Regions from separate parts of the Homo sapiens genome. Here region 2 is linked to region 1. The links are chromatin loops, found by intact Hi-C in ENCODE. Cell type or tissue: psoas muscle. All regions are shown on one strand.

Region 1 (2,500 bases):
ATGATAAGGGTAACCGCCATCATCCCAGCTCCAAGGCTGTAAGTAAGGGATGTATGGGACAAGAATCTGTTTGCCTGGGGAGGCTGAGGATGCGCCACTGTAGTCAGAATGCTATTGTCTAACCGTGGGGTTGATGAAGCACATCTGGTCCAGTGAGTTGTTCTCTGTGCAAATCCAGGCTAGCCAATCAGCAGAACTGCCAGGCCTTGGGTGTGTAAAGTTGGGACAGGAGAGGGGGGAATCAGAGGGAGGAGAGTCTATAAGACTGGTTTCAAAGATGTCTGGAATGGCTCCACTATCTTGTCCTTAACATTTGCCATTCTCCATTTGGTGGCCTCTGCAGATGGCTGCCAGCCACCCTGCATGTGTCTATCTTCAAGACTTCCTTCTATATCTAGATATGTGAACTTGCAGGATCTGCTGAAGGCAGGGACTCAGGTCTGAATTTCTTCCCATCTGAGCACACCATGGATGTGTGCCAATGTGGTGGTAGGACAAAGACTTTAAACCATTGACTTATTATGGGAGTCAACACAATGGGCAATCTAACCTATAGAAAACAACAGAAAAACATTTTGAAATGTATACATGTTTGAAAGGCTACTATATATAGAAGTCTTATCCCTCAGTGCCTCTGGGGGATAGGATTCATATATATATATATATTGAAGCCCAAATATCTATATGTTGAAGTCCTATCCCCCAGTACCTCTCAGAATGTGGCTGCATTTGGAGAAAGGGCCTTTAGGAAGGTAATTAAGGTAAAACGAGGTCATGGGGAGAGGGGGCTTTAATCTGATATAACTGATGTCCTAATAGGAAGAGGAGATTAGGACACAGACACAGAGGGGTGACCATGTGAAGACTCAGAAATCCGCCATCTATGAGCCAAGAAGAGAGATCTCAGAAGGAACCAATTCTGCTGACACCTTGATTTCAGACTTCCAGTCTCCAGAACTGTGAGAAAATACATTTCTGTTGTTGACGTCACCCCTCTATGGCAGCTCTAGTGGAATAATACTAATAACAGTTGCTGTCTTAGCAGGGCCTATAGCTCCTTTCATGTTAGGAAACGGCTCCCTCTGCTGGGTCTTTGTGTTAAAAGCCAAATGATGCCCTGAAAACAATGACTCATGTTTGGACGGTGCAGAACAAAGTGCTTAGATTCTTCTTTTACAGAATCTATATAGAATAAAGAATGTAGAATCTTTGTAGAGTTCTTTGTAGAATCGATCGCCTGTAATCAGGGTTGATATTGACAATATTTAGCAACTGTTGCGGCTCTCTACTGTGTCTGCCATTAACCCTGTGGATGCTGGACTGTGAGGCTGGGCTGGGGATGGTCCTGGGGTGGGACTCAGTGGACAGGGTAGTGTGGGGAGGATTGAGATGGGGACATTCAGGGAAGTGACTGTGTACCAACCAGTGCAGAAGGATCAACCAGGCTGGAAGATACAGTCTCAAGGCTGAAGATCCGTGTGTCATCATAAAAAAATAGTTTCCTAATATCTGTTCTATAAAACTATCTTTTTATAAAACATCTTCAACTTAGTCTATTGCTCCTGGAAAGAGCCCACAAACAAATATGCTCTTATAAGCAAAAAATCTCTTCCTGGTATGGTTCACGGCTCTCCAAGACATATTCCTTGTCAGTCGGATTCATGCTATTATCCTCACTCTCCTCCTGGCAGTCAGGTTGTGTTGCTGAAACTATAAACACCGCAAGTCTGGAGATAAGATTTGGTGAATTGCAGTTAGAATGTTGAATTTTCTATCACTTTCCGCCTTGTGTTATTGCTACAAAACCAAACCTATCTATCACGCAGCAAGCGCTAACCACAGCAGCCTCTGTGTTTCTACCCTAGTTTTTGATTCTCTATTGTCCTAGTCTCTTGCAGACTAGAAATTGTAAGAGGAGGCATGGTTAATTGAGGGTGGGGTAGAAAGAAGGAAAAGAGGAGGCTAGCAGGGTAGAAACATAGATGATATTGACACATTGAGAAGAGATTGCTAATCTACCATCGTCATTGCTGGGACTCGAGAAGGGCCTTACTGGGATCCAGCCAGGATTAGCTCAGCCACTGCTGCTGTGGTTAGGGTTTGCTACACGATACTCTTTTGAACACATGCCATGGGGACAGTTCTGCACTTCTGCTCCCGTCTGTGGTGTGACAAGGCCGGCTCTGTTCCCTTTTTCCTTCTCAGTCTTAGCTTTTGAGACGCCATGAAACTGACAGTACTGGTTCTGATTATGTGCAAAAACTGGATTCCAACTGCCAAGCATTTCTTTCTCAACTTCTGATTAGCTGCAACTTAGTAGTCATTCAACCTTGAATAAAACAATTTCACCTGAATATAAAAACACGTTTAAAATTAAGAAATTGCTTGCTTACACAATATATTATTCTTTCTTTTTCTGGCATCTTCCTTGCGGTTTAGATGTCATATCGTAACTTCTCCTTCCCCAAAGGGTCAATCCAACTCTAGTGTCTTGTTCCAT
Region 2 (2,500 bases), 250 kb before region 1:
TGCTATGTTGCCCAGGCTGGTCTTGAATTCCTGAGCTCAAGTGATCCTCCTGCCTCAGCCTCCTGAGTAGCTGGGACTAGAGGTGCAAATCACCACACTAGGCTCCAAAACACCTTTTTAAAATTCTGTAAAGTTCTTTTCTTTCTTAGAGGTTTTTTTTTTTTTTTTTTTTTTTGTGTGTGTGTGTGTGTGTGTATTGTATGTCTTTAGGAGGAGGGTGTCAATTATATGGTGTTTTCTATTACTGAGACTTGGAAATTTATCTCCTGGAACATGTTGAAAAATGTAATTTGGGGCCAGGCACAGCGGCTCTCGCCTGTACTCCCAGTACTTTGGGAGTCCGAGGCGGGCAGATTACTTGAGGTCAGGAGTTCGAGATCAGCCTGGCCAACATAGTGAAACCCATCTCTACTAAAAATACAAAAAATTAGCCAAGTATGGTGGTACATGCCTGTAATCCCAGCTACTTGGGATGCTGAGGCAGGAGAATTGCTTGAGCCCAGGAGGCAGAGGCTGCAGTGAGCTCAGATCAAGCCACTGTACTCCAGTGTGGGCAACAGAGCAAGACTGTCTCAAAAAAAAATAAAAAATAAAAAATAAAAAAAATAAAAGAAAAATGTAATTTGGGGAAAGTGCTGCTATGGTGGCTTTAGAATAGATAGAACACAGGGAATTAACAAAAGGAGAGGAAAATGTTTAGGTGTGGGCATGGCTGGCTTTGGGAAAAGCCTGTGGCCAGCCTGATTATGGGGAATAAAAATGGTGGCAGGAGGGCACAGTAGGAAGAATTCTTCCAATTGCGTTGTTACTAGACAGTTGTGGTTTGGGCGCTGGGATTCTCGGAGGCCTATGGATTTAAGTTTAGGTTGGTTTACTTCTCCCTTATTCCCTTATTCTGGCACTGCCATTTATTAGCTATTTGACTGCAAGACTGTTTCCCTGTCTGTAAGTATGTTTGAGAATTAATCTGAGGAAATGCTTAACAAAGTTCCTGGAAATAATAAGTGATTCACACAAGTAGGCTTTTTTTTTCCTTTTTTTTTTGAGACAGAGTCTCACTCTGTCATCCAGGCTGGAGTGCAGTGGCTCACTGCAGCCTCAGCCTCCTGGGTTCAAGCCATTCTCGTGCCTTGGCCTCCCAAGTAACTGGGATTGTAGGCACATGCCACCACGCCTGGCTAATTGTTTTTGTATTTTTAGTAGAGATGGGGTTTTGCCATGTTGGCCAGGCTGGTCTCGAACTTCTAACCTCAAGCGATCCGCCAGCCTTGGCCTCCCAAAGTGCAGGGAATTACAGGCGCCGTGCCCGGCATTTCTTATGATGACTTTTGAAGGGATGTTTCCTTTCTCATCTGATGACTTTTTAGCTTTTTGCCACAAGGTGGCATGCCATGCTAAGAAAAACAAGACTTCCAAGTTTAGAGCCTGCCAGAGCATTTTTTTGTAGCACTTTTATCACAGCTTAAGTAATTTTACTTAGGGTTTTGGATAGCAGTAAATGCCTCTTCAATTCTTTCAGCTGTGGCAGATAGGATATTTTAAATTTCTTTGAGTAAGTATGGCAGGACAGGCTGCCTAGACCCTCATGGATTATGCCAGTGTAGAGAGTGCTGGGTCTTTGATTTGGGGAGCATGTTGACCTCTTCCCCACCCCAGAGGTCTAGACATAAAACCAGAGAGCTCTCCAAAAAGGATGTAAATTGTGCTCTTTTCCAGCAGCAGTTTCTGGTTTTTTTTTTTTTTTTTTGAGACTGGGTCTCACTCTGTCACCCTCCACCTCCCAGGCTCAAGCGATCCTCCCACCTCAGCCTTCCAAGTAGCTCAGGTGCATGCCACTACATCCTGGCTAATTGTTAATGTTTTGTAGAGATGGGGTTTCACCATGTTACCCAGGCTGGTCTCGAACTCCTGGGCTCAAAGGATCTGCCTACCTCAGCCTCCTAAAGTGCTGGGATTACAGGTATGAACCACTGCACCCAGCCAGCAGTTTCTTTTGTTTCTTTTTCTTTCTTTTTTTTTTTTTTTTTGTAAAGAGATGGAGTCTCACTATTTTACCCAGGCTGGAGTACAGTGGCTTTCACAGGCATGAACATTGCACACTTCGACCTGGAACTCTTGAGCTCAAGTGACCCTCCAGCCTCAGCCTCCCGAGTAGCTGGGACTATAGTACAGGTCTGTGCTCCAACAGTTTCTACTCCTGGTGCCAAAAACATTATTCAGTGTGATCAGTGTACTTCCCTCCCACCATGGAAGTTGTGAGTTTAGAAATTAACCTTTTTTTTTTTTGAGACAGGGTCTGGCTCTGTCACCCAGGCTGGAGTGCAGTGGTGTGAGCTCGGCTCACTGCAACCTCTGCCTCCTAGGCTCAAGAGATCCTCTCTCCTCAGTCTCCTGAGTAGCTTGGACTACAGACGCACGCCACCATGCCTGGCTAATTGTATTTTTTGTAGAGACACGGTTTCACCATGTTGCCCAGATTGGTCTGGAGCTCCTGAGCTCA

The links. A loop is a pair of places that touch in the nucleus more often than their neighbours do. Peaks named below come from ENCODE experiments on the same cell type or tissue, not always from the same donor. Only the 100,000 strongest peaks of a DNase experiment are listed, where the experiment ranks them.
Region 2: a loop joins it to region 1, with 5 times the contacts of the local background. A loop is called at or near these places in 99 of 110 quality-filtered maps.

Annotation. Positions count from the first base shown.
Region 1 is chr21:33,198,537-33,201,036 of GRCh38, reverse strand. No RefSeq gene overlaps it. Among named protein-coding and RNA genes, the nearest start is that of LINC01548, 30 kb to the right of the region's middle. In psoas muscle, a CTCF peak has its summit at 1,085 (motif pointing left); DNase peaks (open chromatin) are centred at 1,086 and 2,106; H3K27ac peaks cover 1,200 bases.
Region 2 is chr21:33,444,331-33,446,830 of GRCh38, reverse strand. It overlaps a transcript of TMEM50B not described here. Among named protein-coding and RNA genes, the nearest start is that of TMEM50B, 34 kb to the left of the region's middle. In psoas muscle, a CTCF peak has its summit at 1,349 (motif pointing right); a DNase peak (open chromatin) is centred at 1,290.